2 separate regions of the Homo sapiens genome follow, and region 1 is linked to region 2. The links are chromatin loops, found by intact Hi-C in ENCODE. Cell type or tissue: IMR-90. All regions are shown on one strand.

Region 1 (8,000 bases), 120 kb after region 2:
CTTCCTTTCCTTAAAAACATGAAATAACATGAAATAATTTTCTCCAGCACTTGGGAATTTGTGTCCATTCAGATTTCTCAGGATTGAAGAATAATGTCTTCCTAATCTGACCATAATACCTTCCTTAACCTTTTCTCATTGTTAAACCGAACACTATGAGGCTTATTGTAAATGCTTCCTTCTATGGAGAACCTATCTAATCCCTTCAAGTCAAAATTAAACACTCAGCACGATGTAGATGGTAGCTTCATTGAATTTCACTTCTTCTTTTCTATATCAAATTTACTGGATCTTCCTCATTTGTAAGCTCTTGGAGAAGAGTTGTATCTTATTTATCTCTGTTAATTCTTAATGGCCAGCACTGTGCTTTGAATGTGGGAGATCCACAGAAGAAATGGATGTTGAATAAGTAAGTGAATTGTTGATTGAATACATGAATTAAAGAGTTCCATTAAAAGACTGAAGATATATAAAGTCATATTGGGTGAGAGGCAAGCACTTCTTTAAATTTCCAACTAGCAACTTAATTTCCAGAACTGCCTTAAAACCCTCCTATTCTGGAATTTATGTTAAGATACTTAAGTGTAAGGTCAGAGGAAGAATTGCTTTTCACTACATTTATTTTTAATACTTAGAGGTAGAAGGATGAGAGCTCACAGTTACATTATTTCATTTTATAATATTGCCTCATGAGGTCAATCCTCTATTTCAGTGACCAGATGGAAACCCACCAAATAAATAAATCAAAAGGAATCAAGTAGACCTTGGAAATGAGTGTTTCAATAGGTATATTTGATAATCTGTTGACACTAGAGTCATAATTTGCCCCTTGAAGATGTGCAGTGCAGAACAGCTGGGCTTGTCAGGGGAATCAAGCCAAGGTAAAGGTCAGAGAGCGATGGTGGGATTCGAACCTATGAAATGAACTCTAATGGGCACGTCTGACATGTGCACATAGGGGGAAGAAAAAAGGAGATACTGCTAGAGATTAATTACTACAACTGCTAATGTGAATAAGGCTCTCCAATTCTGACATTTACCACAGAATGAACTCATGGCCCGGAAAATTTTTAAATGCTGCATTTCAATTCAGTTGGTACAATTATGCAATGGGCCTAACCACTGAAAGAACTGAAAGGCTAGGTTTGTCAAATTTCTGAATGAGCCAAATAAACAGCAGGCTAAAGCATCCTTGCTACATACCTTAGTTCTATTCTTAAATGATAAACTTTCTCATTTTTTTCATTTTTCTTTTTAATAAAGACAAAGTCTTGCTGTGTTGCCCAGACTGATCTTGAATTCCTGGCCCCAAGTGATCCTCCTACTCTGGACACCCAAAGTGCTGGGATTACAGGCATGAGTCCCGTGCCTGGACTTTGTTATTATTCTTTTTGTTTTTTTGTAGTCAAACTTTCCTGTGGACAACCTGAAAGCAGGGGCAGTGGTTACTAATTAAACTGCTTCCAATAATAAACTCGTGGGATTATTGTGTCAACTAGGTAACTGATATAATTATGCCTCAAATTATAAATTGGAATTCAGTCACAAAGAATTAGAGAATTCACCTGACACTTATGCACAGCTTAACTGATGGCTTAAATAATATATTTGGCACCTTACCACATGCCCAATACTGGCTCAGTGTGAACAAAGGTCATTATGACATGGCCTCTGTTTTTCTGGCCTCCCATACAATCTAAAGACCATGCTCACCTCCTTTAGAAAATATTTTCTGAGCTGGACATGGTGGCTCAGGCCTGTAATTCCAGCACTTTGGGAGGCCGAGGCAGGTGGATCACAAGGTCAACAGATCAAGACCATCCTGGCCAACATAGTGAAACCCTGTCTCTACTAAAAATACAAAAATTAGCTGGGCGTGGTGGCGTGTGCCTGTAGTCCCAGCTACTCAGGAGGCTGAGGCAGGAGAATCGCTTGAACCCGGGAGACGGAGGTTGCAGTGAGCTGAGATTGCACCACCGCACTCCAGCCTGGCAACAGAGTGAGACTCCATCTCAAAAAAAAAAAAAAAAAAAAAAAGAGAAAACATTTTCTGTTCTTCATGGCAGACATTATTATTCACTGAAACTTTAAAGTACAATTTGATCTGTTTCATTTGTGTGCTGAGGTTTCCTAGCCGTTTCGTGACTATGTGTCTTGTCTCTTTGCTTGACAGTTAACCCGTTTTTCGTCCCTATTAGAGACTCGCACGACGTCTCGTTTGCTTTGGAACCTCTTTAGCATTCTGGACAGTGCAATGCACCAAGCAAATGCATAGTAATATTTGCTGAAAGAAGACTGCTTGCTCATTAAATTTGCTGATGTAATCAAAAATATAAAATTCTGTAGTTTTCCTGTCAAGTAGAGAAAGAAGGCAGAATCAAAAATTTTGTAAACATCCTTGGACTTTTAGTTGAAAAGTAAAACTGACCCATCTTGACAAAATTTTGCAACCAGGTGAATCCACATATTCATCTCTCCTGAAAGGAAAATCTAAGTAGATAACAAATAAATTACATTTTCTTTATTTTGGCTTGCAATTTTCCTAGCATAAATGTGCATGGTATAGTCAGTTTTATTATAAGAAATGCTCACCATTCACATAGATAGTCTCTAGATATTTCATGAAAAAAATTAGTAAGATTTGTGTATATAGAACTAATAAAAATCCATTTGAGTGCTGCAAGTAATAGGAAATCCATTGCAAAATTGATTAAACAATTAAGGAAAATTATGTCCCATAATAAGATCTTCTGAGGCAGGAGGAATCCAGGGTTGCTTTCTTCAGTAGCTCAATGATGTCTTCGGAATCACAGGCTTTTCCATCTGTGTGCACTGCATCCTCTCCTTACCCCTGGCCAGTTCCCCTTGAGGTCCCAAGGAGGCTGTCACGGTTTCAGTTATCATAGGCAGATACAATGATGTTCAAGAGGGTGTGTGTATGTTTAATCAGCAGGGAAGCCCTTCCTAGAAAACCTCAGATAAATTCCTCTCTCATTTTATTCACCAGGATTGAGTCATTCGTCTCTTCCTAAAACCAAGAGCTGGCAAGGGAACTGGAATTTCGATGACTGGCTTGGATGATTCAGAATTTAATCCTGAGTCATGTGAGGTCAGGGTAGACACCCAAATAAAATGGAAGCTCTCTGGAAAGGGAGAAGAGTGTGCTGGCCTCTGGGTAGTCAGCTACAAAGCAAAAAGGAAAACATTCCTCAGAGAAAACACACACACACAAACACACAGCTACAATGCAACTTTTTACTGCTGCTGTGCAATTTACTTTTAAGACCACATGAAATTATTTGAAGTTACTTCTTTTCTCCTCTTTGGTCTCTGTTGCTAGCTAAATCATAATTAGTTTGGTGTTCGTACTATCATACTTGTGAATATGGCTTTTTTTTTTTTTTTTGAGATGAAGCTTCGCTCTTGTTGCCCAGGCTGGAGTACAATGGCACAATCTTAGCTCACTGCAACCTCTGCCTCCTGGGTTCCAGCGATTCTCCTGCCTCAGCCTCTGAAGTAGCTGGGATTACAGGCATGCGCCACCACACCCAGCTAATTTTGTAATTTTAATAGAGACAGGGTTTCACTGTGTTGGTCAGGCTGGTCTCAAACTCCTGACCTCAGGTGATCTGCCCACCTCAAAAGTGGTGGGATTACAGGTGTAAGCCACCGGACCCAGCCAAGGATATGGGTTTATACTAAAGCAATGCAAAGAAATGAAGGCAAGCCAGGGGCTCATTCAGAAACTATCCTCACAAAAGGCAAGGGAGAGGGCAATTATTGGTATTCCTCCATATTCAAGCTCTTTAGTTGTTGTTGTTATTGTTTAGAGACAGGGTCTCACTCTGTTGCCCTGGCTGGAGTGCAGTGGCACAATCCTGACTCACTGCAGCCTTGAACTCCTGGGCCCAAATAATTCCCCCACCTCAGCCTCCTAAGTAGCTGTGATTACACGCATGGGCCTCCACACTCGGCTAATTTTTAAAATTTTTTTGGTAGATATGAGGGTCTTACTATGTTGCCCAGGCTGGTGTCAAACCCCTGGCCTCAAGTGATCCTCCCACATCGGCCTCCCAAAGTGCTGGGATTACTGACATGAGCCACTGTGCCTGGCCTCCATAATCAAACTCTTTGATCTAGAGCAGAGGTCAGCACATTTTTTTTTAAAGGTCAGATAGTAAATGTTTTAGGCTTGCAGGTCATACATACAATCTCTATCACAACTCCTCAACCCTGTCACTGCAGTGGACAATACGTAAACCAGTAAGTGTGGCTGTGTTCTAATAAAACAGAATTTATGGGCACTGAAATTAGAATTTTATATAGTTTTTATGGGTTGGTAAATATTTTTCTTTTAACTTTTTTCAACCACTTACAAAGTGAAAGCCCACTTTTAGCTGTATAAAAAAAGGTGGCAAGCCAGATTTGGCACATGAGCCATGGTTTACTAAATCCTGTTCTACAGCAGTTTTCATATTTGTCTTTTATCTTACATCTCCTTCTTGCATATTTTAGATATGAATGAAGCTTCTCTATTTATTAGACTTAATTAATTGATTACATAACTGCAAAAATAAGTATTTCATTTAAGTGGACTATTTTGTAGATTCATAAAAGAACGTACTTTTTATTTGTACAATAACAGGTCCCAGTGGAGAGTCTTGCTTGACTCTACATTGCCAGTGTCAATTTGGCCCCATATCATTTCTGCCTTTGTGTTAATTGGTTTTCTTATTATTAGAGTTGTATAAATGACCAGTGAGAAGATGTGAATATAAAACAGATTTGCCAGCACAATAAAAAATAGAAAAGTGGGGAAGACACTAAATTATACAGATAGATTGGAAATAACATTAGGTAAGAATCGCGCCGGTTTTACCCACACTGGAAAGAGCTGAGAGGTATGCATAGCTCTTTTATTGCTCTGAGTAATGATGGTAATTATGATGTAATCCACAGAGCACAACCGACACTGGACTGGGTGGAAATAGTGCTCTCAATCCTCCACTCTATAACAATATGGCTTGTAAAACGTATGTACCATTGAGGCCAGGCGTGGTGGCTCATGACTACTTTGGAAGGCCAAGACAGGAGGATCACTTGAGTCCAGGAGTTCAAGACCAGCCTGAGAAACATAGTGAGCCCCTGTCTCTACAAAAAAAATTTTTTTTAATTAACTGGGCATGGTGGCACACACCTGTGGTCCCAGCTACTTGAGAGGTTGAGGCTGGAGGATTGCTTGAGCCCAGGAGGTCAGGAGGTTGAGGCTGCAGTGAGCCAAGATCGTGCCACTGCACTCTAGCTGGGAGACAGAGTGAGACCCTGCCTCAAAAAAAAAAACAACAAAAAAAAACCCAAAAAAACCCATTGACTTAATAGTAGTTTTGCTTCAAAAAGAGAAAAGAAATTTACCACTTTAAATGTAGGCATTGATAGCAAAGAGTATCACAATTATAGACAAGTTAAATGTAATTTATGAAAATGACACTTTTAGCCTGGATGAAATGTGGCAATTCCCTAGATAAACAGTACATTAGGAAGGGCTTGTCTATTTCTAGATGGCAGTAAGTGACTTCAATTTAGGCCAGGGTAATTTAGACCAGTAAGTGGTATTTCTCAACCTTGTAAATATATAATAAAGGGAAAATAGCTCAAAGTATGCTGTAAGAAAAACATGTAAACCTGCTATCTGGATTATTGAGAAATATTTAATGGTGTAAAGCAAGTAAGCTGTAATCAACAGAATCTTTACATTTTTTGGTATCTCTTTGTAAAACCTTTGCCCTTCTCTACTTAAGACACCCAGGGAACTGGCTGTGCTTCCTGATCATTAAGAAGACTGAAATAAAGTGACTCCTTATTCATTCCAGAAATGGATTTCACTATGCTGCAGCACTTAGCTTGTAAAATGGATTTATAAACAGGTGAAATATTAGGTGGGTAAAGCCACATGACAGTAAAGATTTACAAATTAAATTTCTTTATCTGAATATTCTTACTTTAAGGATTTATTTTCCCATCTCTGTAAATAAACATTTTTTTTTAAGAACCTACTTGGTATAATAGAAAGAGCACTTGAACAGGGAAAAATGGCAATTAAGATTTTGGTTTTGACCTTGCTGCCACTGGCATAGAGAACTTGGGAAAGTCATTTCATCTTCCTTGGTTAACTTCAATTTCTTTCTTTTTTTTTTAAACCAGCTTTATTGAGATGTAATTGACATACAATAAATTGCACATATTTGAAGCATACATCTGTACATTTTTACATATATGTACACACATGAACAGGGTTGTCAGATTTAAAGTACAGAATGCCCAGTTAAATTCGGATTTCAGATAAACAATGAAACATTTTTAGTATAAGTATGTCCCAAACATTTGCATGGTACATATTCATACTAAAAAAATTTATTCATCTGAAATTCAAATTTAACTGGCCACTCTATGTTTTTATTTGCGAAATCAAACAGCTCTATCCATGGATTCTCACTGTAGTTAAGATCAAGAACTTATCTGTCATTTTTCCCATACCCAGGCAATCACTTTTCTGCTTTCTGTTACTATAGATTAGTTTGCGGTTCCCAGAATTTGATCTAAATGGCATCGAATCATACAGTATGCACTCTCTTTTGTCTGGCTTCTTCTTCTTCTTTTTTTTTTTTTTTTTTGAGAGGGAGTCTTGCTCTGTTGCCCAGGCTGGAGTGCACTGGTGCAATCTCCGCTCACTGCAACCTCTGCCTCCTGGATTCAAGTATTCTCCTGCCTCAGCCTCCCTAGTATCTGAGATTACAGGCACACGCCACCACGCCCGGCTAGTTTTTGTATTTTTAGTAGAGATGGGGCCTCACCATATTGGCCAAGCTGGTCTCAAACTCCTGACCTCAAGTGATCCACCCAACCCAAAGTGCTGGGATTACAGGTGTGAGCCACCGGTGCCTGGCTTGTCTGGCTCCCTACACTAAGCATAATTATTTTGAGATCATCCAAATTGTAACATGTAGCAATAGTTTATTCCTTTTTATTGCTGAGTAATATTCTATTGTACAGATATGTAACATTTACCTATTGATGGACTTTGGGGTTCTTTTCAATTTGGGGCTGTATAAAGCTGCTATGAACATTTGTGTATTAATCTTTTTATGGACATTTGTTTTCATTTATCTTGGGTAAATAACTAGAAGTGGAATGGCTGGATCATATGGTAGATGTATTAATTTGTAAAGGAACTTCCAAATTGCTTCAACAGTAGTTGTGTCATTTTTGCATTCCCACTAGCAGTATATGAGAGTTCTATTTTCTCCACATCTTTGCCAACACTTGGTCTTCTTAATTGGTGCATTCTAATAGGTATGTAGTGATACCTCATTGCAGTTTTAATTTGCAATCTCTAATGACTAATCATGTAGAGGACCTTTTGCTTATTTGCTATCCATATATTTTCTTTAGTAAAGTGTTCAAATCTTTTGCCCATTTCTTAATTGCCTCGTCTTCTTATTGAGAGAGTTGAGCTTTTTAAAAAACTTTTATTTTAGGTTTGGGGGTACATGTGCAAGTTTGTTATATAGGTAAACTCATGTCATGGGGGTTTGTTGTACAGATTGTCACCCAGGTACTAAGCCTAGTACCCAATAGTTACTTTTTCTGCTCCTCTCCCTCCTCCCATCCTCTACCCTCAAGTAGGCTATTGTTCTCTTCTTTGTGTCTGTGAGTTCTCATCATTTAGCTCCCACTTATAAGTGAGAACATGCAGTATTTGGTTTTCTATTCCTGCATTAGTTTGCTAAGGCTAATGGCCTCCAGTTCTATCCATGTTCCCACAAAAGACAGGATCTCACTCTTTCTTATGGCTGCATAGTATTCCATGTCGTATATGTACCATGTTTTCTTTATTCAATCTATCATTAATGGGCATTTAGTTTGATTCAATGTCTTTGCTATTGTGAGTAGTGCTGCAATGAACATTTGTGTGCACGTGTCTTTATGATACACTAATTTAC
Region 2 (8,000 bases):
TACATTTTTAGCTGTGCATTTTAATGGGCCACATGTTGTTTTAGGTCTCAGAGCATCAGCACCCAGAATGTAAGGAACTTTGGCCGCTCACTTCTGGCGGGCTACTGCCCCACATACATGCCTGATCTTGTGCTTCATGGGACCGGCAGTGATGAGAAGCTGAAGCAGTGCCTGGTGGCCGACCTTGTCCACACAGTCCATGTAAGTGATCCCAGTGTGGAGCCTCTGGCTGCTGACAGTGTGTCAGTCAAGGTCTTGGCTGACAACAGGTGTTTAGACTGAAGAGAGACTAGTTAAGGGGTTGTTTATGGAGATGTGGGCAGGGTTATGGGAACCAGCTAGGGCTAGTGAGGCACCTGGGGCCTAGCAGCAGCTGGAAGCTAGAAAGCACACCTGGGCCTGACAGAGTAAGGGGAGGGTGCGTGACATCAGAGCCCTGGAGAACCTAAGCCAGGACGAGGGGCGGCCTGGCTGCAGGAGCAGTGAGGAGGGGGTGACTTCCTGCCATCCCTCCTCCCATTCTCTGGTCTCTTTCTGGTGCCTCTCATTGGCTGAGCCCGGCTGAAAGCCAGAGAGCAGGGGCACAGCTGATGCAGACACACAGCCTTGTGGTGCATAGAGGTCAGCCTCCTGGGGCCCAGAACAGAACACAGAAGGGCAAGGAGCTGCTCTGGGGGTGGTGGGTTAGCAGATAGGCTGGGCAAATGGAATAAACAGCACAGATGGTGACAATTATATGCCGTCACGGTGAGGACCGAAGAGGTGTCACATGTGGTTTGTTTTTTATCTGATGCTTAAACAAGTTCCTAAAAGTAATTTATTTTAACTGATTTGTCATTAAGTTCACTTTGATGGCTGCATGAGGATGACTGTATAAAGATTAATAAGTCTCACTGAAAAAATTGCCTCGTGGCTGCTATTAAGTGCTTTTCTGCTATCTGCAGGGCAACAGGAACTAAGCAGTTAAGGAAACTGTCAATCTGATGGGCCTGTTTTTAACTGAGCTGTTATTGGGCAGATGTGCAAAAATAGACATTTTGTATTAGAAACATTTTGTATCTTGTGCAATAGGGAAAGTCCTCATCGCATTAAGAAAATCAGAATTTGGCCTGTTACCTACCTCCTTGGCCAACAAGTATTTTTTTTTTTGAGGTGGAACAAAAGGCATTGCATGTTATCTTTGGCCTTGAGCATCTCCTCTGTGAAGACCAAACATCAGGCACAGGCTAAACAGGCTAAGTATATTTATGTGAAGTGGGAAAAAAACTCAGTAGTGAAGCAGATGTCAACATAACCTCCCTCAATGGGGAGGGCTAAGAGATGAGGATAGGGCCATCAGAAGCTGGGGAAAGCCAGCCCAGTGTACACGTGTGTGGCCAAACGTTCCTAACCCCACCCCTGCTTTGTGGTCACATGCCACCCCTCACCAGGATACTCCTGGGATGAAACTATGAAGTTGCTTTTGTCCCTATAATATCATAATTATTTAATATCATAATTTCTCTTTATAGTTATGAACACCATATAGTCATTTATCATTTCATGAGTCCATGCATCAATGACCCCTGTAAGAAAAATGCCCTCATTGTATAATGCTAAGTTGTCCAAAACGATGTCTGATGCTTTGGCAATTTCACAGGCTGTATTTATGTGTGTTTAGTAACTGCCTATAACATTAAGGCACCTTTTCTGTCCGCTCCTATTGTTTATATTCACACATGCCAAACTGTGAGTTGTTTTTTTTTTTCTGCTCTGCTATCATTTTGATTTCTAACAATATTGGTGTTGGTTATTGGACCTTCCTTCCATGAAGCCCAGTGAGCTGCTTCTGACAGAGGTACCAAGAGACTACAGGGGAACTAATGGGATTGTCCTCAGTGACATCAGTTTTACCAGCTGGGGACTTTGTTTGAATGCCCTGGATTTACTCACTGACCACTCTGGAAATGCAATCTATTGATTGATAACCCTCCTTGAACTTATCTGTAAAACCATTCATGAAATATTTTATGTTTCCATAGGCTGGCAAGTTCTCATTTTTGTGTGTTAGATTTTCATGGTGACCCTCTGGCTCTATAATTCTTTTATTTGAAAAAACACAACCATGTTTACTCTGTCATTACTCTTCAAGCTTTTTCGTATTTCATTTTCCCTTCCTTTTAGAAGGAGTGTTTTCACACTGTAGCTTTTCTCATTTCTTTATGCAATCACCCTGAGAGATCGAAAGTTATTAAGCATAATAACCTATATTGTGTCAAATTGTGGGTACATCCAAAGTGCAGCCATGCGTGGGTGTTAATAGGAAATTCCAAAGGGTTCATAAAAATATCTTCAGAAGTTTAATACATTCAGAATATATCCAATTAGCATTAGTGGATTTCTAATTTCACTTGACACATTCATCATAATGAATTTTGCTTTTGAAGTAGTGTTCTGTTTAAACTGGCGCTCTGGTCTATGGTAGTGTTTTTTTTTTTTTTTTTAAAAAACAGGCTTACTTTCAACATCCATTTACAAACATTTGTTGAAAAATATTTTAGGAGTATTTGTTTAAACATTATTCCGAATTTACTGCTCCATAAAGCCTAGTGAATATTTAAATTCTTGAATATGTTGCCAGAAAAAGAAGCAGAGATCCAAAAACAAGTATATGACCAGAGTTAGAGCTGAAATAATAGCTTGTTGAAGAAGAGAAAATTGTAATAAATTGCTTTATCAAACTTGCTTTCAAAACCTGTTTTTTAAGTTGGGCACAGTGGCTCACGCCTGTAATCCCAGCACTTTGAGAGGCCAAGGTGGGTAGATCACGTGAGCTCAGGAGTTCAAGACCAGCTTGGGCAACATAGCAAGACTTCATCTCAAAAATAAAATAGCGTTAAAAAAAAAAAAAGAAAAAACAAACCTATTTTTTGAACATTAATTTCAGTGCTCATGCTAGATTTCAGCAGGCTTTGGTACTCATAATTCTTTTTAGAGAAGGATTTTTAACTGTTTAAAAGCAATTGATTCCAGTTATTGATCTCTTTTCTAGACCTGTGCACAATTTGGATTTAATAATCTGTCTTATGTAAATTAAATGTGGTGGTTTTTTTTGTTTTGTTTTGTTTTTGTTTTTGTTTTTGTTTTTTTTGAGGTGGGATCTTCCTGTATTGCCCAGGCTGGACTTGAACTGGGCTCATGTGATCCTGCCTCATTCTCCCAAGTAGACAGGATTATAGGCACAGGCCACTGTACCTGGCTCTAAATGTACACTTTTATAACTGCTAGTTTGGAGTTTTTCTCTCATTGAGAGATTGCTTTGTAATGCTTCCAATGTTAAGAATTTTTTTGTACTTTTCTTATCCTAGTCTCTTATGAAAGAAAGATATAGTAACTACTTCATCAATTTTCATTTTTATTACTGACTTTCACATATCAAGATTCAGAAGTTCTTTAAATATTTAAACACGTATTCTTGTTTAGTCCATATACTACCTCTTTTCTGTCATTTGAACTCTCTCTGCCTCCTAATATATAGGTTATACAGCTGCCTTAAATTAGTGTAAAGTAATACGGTTTCAGTTTTTTTCTTGCCACATCTTGTGCATTCTTTCCTCTGTTTTCCTTTTGACTTTAAATGGAAAGAGAGCAGGCGTATGCGCCAGCAGCATTCTATGCCTGTGACTCCTGAGTAGCCTTTTCCCTCTCCTTTTTCCTCTTGTGTCTGGCCTGTGAATACAGCTGACTGTATACAGGGTTACTGTTGGGGTTATTGTGGGGCAGTGTAAGGTGATGAAGATCTCACTGACTTAGTGTTGATGGCTTGAGTTTGAGTCCTGGTATTACCACTCGTTTGTTGATAATCTTAGGTAAATAAACTGGCATTGCTAAGCCCCAGAAAAATGTATTTAGTGGAACAGATGAAATATGATTCAGTGGTTAGGAAGTTAACTTCTGAAGACAGACAAACCTAAGTTTGAATCATGGTTCACCCCTTAGTGGCTTTGTGGCCTTGGGCAAGTTTCTTTAATTTTCTTATCTATACTGTGAACAGTACTTACATCATAGGTTTGGTCTGAAGATTCTGTGAGATAATGCATATCAAGTGGTTAGCACTTTGCCAGGCACATTGTTAAGTGCCCAATAAATGTGGGCCAAATGTGATAGCTCACCCCTGTAATGCCAGAGCTTTGGGAGGATCCTTTGAGATCACCCTGGGCAATATAGCAAAATCCCATCTCTAGCAAAAAAAAAAAAATAGCTAGGCATGGTGGCACATGCCTGTAGTCCCAGCTACTCAGGAGACTGAGGCAGAAGGCTTGCTTAAGCCAAATGTTCAATGCTTCAGTGAGCTGTGATCATTGCCACTGCACTCCAGCCTGGGTAACAGAGCAAGACCTCATCTCAGTAAATAATAATAATAATATATGTAAAAGTGCTTTGTAAATGATACAGCAATATATCATGTTTTTAATATGGGAGAGCAGAATGACAACCATTATTTTCGTAAAAATGAAAATTACTGTCAGAGATAAGAAAGCTATATATGGGCCAGGCACGGTGGCTCATGCCTGTGATCCCAGCACTTTGGGAGGCCGAGGTGGGCTGATTGCCTGAGCTCAGGAGTTTGCGACCAGCCTGGGGAACACAGTGAAACCCCGTCTCTACTAAAATACAAAAAAAAAAAAAAGTTGCCAGGTGTGGCAGCGGGTGCCTGTAGTCCCAGCTACTTGGGAGGCTGAGGCAGGAGAATTGCTTGAACTCGGGAGGCAGAGAGGTTGCAGTGCGCTGAGATCATGCCACTGCACTCCAGCCTGAGCAATAGAGCGAGACTGTCTCAAAAAAAAAAAAAAAGAAAAGAAAGAGAAAAGAAAGCTATATGCGTATGTACTTAAAGTTCTCCTAACTAGTCAATGGCCTTGTCAATCCCAGGGGACTACTGTTGGGAATGATTGAACAGAACCTGTACACACATTCATTGAGTGCTAAAAGCATTCACTTTTGCTTTGCCCAGGAGCAGACTGGACAGCTCTAACTCTGCAGGGCAGGGTCATCAAGACCAAAATTAACACTACGTTTTGATGTTTTTTAAAAAACAACTATGCTCCAGGGCTTCAAGCATTTTACAGAATAATTTATAAGATGAAGTAACCATTGGATACAGCAGCCTCTTCCATTTAATTTTAAGCGTAGCAACAGATTGACTCCAGAAATATCATGCAGGAATCAGTAGCACAGATAAAGAGCTTTGCTAAAAGCCTGGCTGTGATATATATATATATATATATATATATGCTCATGAATACCTAATTAGTCCATGCAGTGCAATCAACCTGTAGGACTATAAAAGAACAGCAAGTCCCTTCAAATGGTAAATCATTACTTAAGTAACACAGATAACATTAAATACCTCAGGTCAGCAACAACCTTAAAATCAATAGGATACAAAGAAAACATCTATGTAGGACAAATCCACTATTTTGGAACATCTCTCGTTGTTTTCTTTTCCCCATGTTTGGATAATAAACATGGCAGTGCCTCAGGCCTCTAGCACTGTCTTCTATAGCCACAGCCCTCAATACAACACTACCTATGTCCACTGGCCTATGGAGCACTTTTAAAACTACATATTTTGACCTATAAATGGGTTTTGATTACCAGTTTTTTTAATGATATAGAACTAAAATCATCACACATTAGGCTTCTTATTGATTAGTGAAACCTTTGTATTATGTGTGTGTGTATTTATACACATGTGCACACATGTCACACTTGTATGCATATGGCATGTCATGCCAGGTTATGTCATATAAGCATGTATGCCAGGTCATGATGTTAAAATGTATTTCTTATCATGGATTGTGGTTAAAAAAAATACTGATCTCTGGGTATCCCCAACTCCAATCTGAAATCATTGTGATTCTCTCGCCTTCTCAATGTGACTAGTCTTTTTAAAGTTCCTTTTGATCTTCCCAAATGGCATCCCTGTGTCCACTTTACCCACTTCCACCGCCTTGTGCAGTGCTGCAAGAGGACTTTCTAAAGCATGAGACAATCATTTACTCTTTTGCTTGAATAGCTTCCTATTTTCTAAGAGACTAAACTGTAAACTCCATAGCTGGAATTGCCCCTTTTATGTCCTTCAAATATACACACATACCCCTGTATCTCCTCTTATGCCCCAGTAACACTGTTTGCCATTCTTTAAATAGTCCACCTTTCCTCACACCTCTCTGCCTATCAGATTATGCTTTCTTTGCCTAGGACACTATTGAACAAACTTTTTTACATTTTTGAAGACCCATTTCATATGTTGCCTCTTCTTCAAAATCATTCCAGGCCCCATATCCCTGTTCTGTTCCAGATGTGTTCCTCTACTAGGGCTTCAGGTGCCTTGAAGCAGAAAGCAGGGACTTTATTTTCCTTATATTCCCAGCACCTTGCCTGGTGCCTGGCACATAGAAAGTGCTCACTAACGTTAGTTGACTCTTCCCCATAAAACTGGGGTTAGAGTCATGTGTGTCTATTACTTTAGTGTGGCCCTTTCTTCTGAAGTAAAGAGAGATGGGAGATGATCTTTCTTTAAAGAAACTTAAAGGGGAAGAGTAAGATGTTTAGACATGCCTGCAGCTCTGTGTGTTCATTGTCGTTACCTAAAGGAAAATAAAAGCTTATTATAGGTCTCTTGGGCTTCATGTCTCTTGCATCGTGTCAGAGTTAGACACATGTCTAATTTTGATGTTTTTCCCAAAATGTTTTACTACCTACAAGATATTTGAACATCTGTGCCATTCTCTGCAAAAAAGCTACCAACCCTCTCTCATTTTATTTTGGAGTTCCATATCTCATCATGTAACTTGATTCTGATACCCTTTCTGACCTTGAGCACCTCTTCTCAACTTCCGACTGAATTTTACTCAGCAAGTGGCCAGCCTGAAAGTGCAGCCATTCCAGAAGTTATGTACGGTATCTTCAAGGCCACGGATTGAATTTGGGCCCTAATCAGGTGAGCACAGGCACAGATACACAGAAGATCAGACATTTTCCCGGAACCCCTCCAGACCATCTTGCCACACTTTGAACCCTTTCTTCTTTCCCTCTACCCCTAAGTCTTCATACTGTCTTCATGTATACCTACAAGGATCCCTTAGCAATGTCCCAAGGTCCAAAATGATTAATTTTCCTCTTCCTCTTGTTTACCTTAGTACAACTCTTAAGCCTTTAGTGACTGACATTAAACCTGTTTCCAAGAGAAAAATTTCTGATAAGCAAATGCTTTTAGAGTTATGATAAGGCCATATGTGATTGTTACCCCTTCTGGTATTTTCATGTGTTAAAAATATGTTTGATGCACTAGAAATCTCCAGTGGTGGCACTTCAGGTGGTCGAGATAACTCGTGTCACCTGATGGGGCAGAGATGCTTTTGGGTTAGAGTGGGGAGAGTCACACCTGAGAGATTTATCAGTTGAAAAATACTTATCAGGTATCTTTTATGTGCTTGGTACTGTGTTTATAGCAGTAGTCAAAATCTGAAGTAGAATTAGCAGGGGCGTGATGGCTGTGTGCCCAGGGTCCCAGCTACTCAGGAGGCTGAGGTGGGAGAATGATTTGAGCTCTGGAGGTCGAAGCTGCAGTAAGCTATGATGGAGCCACTGCACTCCAGCCTGGGTGAAAGAGTGAGACCCCGTCTCCTCCCCCACCCCCCCTCACCCACCGACCAGCCAAAAAAAAGATCTGAGGTAGGAGGATTCCAGCAACATGTACTAAACTGGTGTGGATGGCATGCCTCCCCTCTAAAACTATATAGTGATGGATAAAATATCACCATCCTCACTGCTGCCCCATTGTTATAATTCCTGTCATGAAAAAAAATGGAAATCCTTTTGTGCCAGAGATAAATGGAAATCTAAACCAAAGCAGTAAGCATGAGCTGGTCCTCCAGGATTTCAGTCTTGATACAGGTCCTAGGAATTGGGTGCTGAGTTCTCAGATTCACCCGAGGATGAAAGACTGTGGTCTT

The links. Hi-C counts contacts between places; a loop is a spot of excess contacts. Peaks named below come from ENCODE experiments on the same cell type or tissue, not always from the same donor. Only the 100,000 strongest peaks of a DNase experiment are listed, where the experiment ranks them.
Region 1: it touches region 2 in a loop (2.2-fold over the local background); 6 of 110 quality-filtered maps call a loop at or near these places.

The regions. Positions count from the first base shown.
Region 1 is chr4:158,993,842-159,001,841 of GRCh38, forward strand. The region is part of intron 1 of SPMIP2 (sperm microtubule inner protein 2); the gene reads right to left. Among named protein-coding and RNA genes, the nearest start is that of SPMIP2, 37 kb to the right of the region's middle. RefSeq lists an enhancer at 2,418-3,617. In IMR-90, no CTCF peak of the experiment used is centred here; a DNase peak (open chromatin) is centred at 3,060.
Region 2 is chr4:158,870,269-158,878,268 of GRCh38, forward strand. FNIP2 (folliculin interacting protein 2) reads left to right here. Exons shown (of 17, transcript NM_020840.3): 14 at 45-201. Among named protein-coding and RNA genes, the nearest start is that of FNIP2, 110 kb to the left of the region's middle. In IMR-90, no CTCF peak of the experiment used is centred here; a DNase peak (open chromatin) is centred at 3,803; H3K27ac peaks cover 175 bases.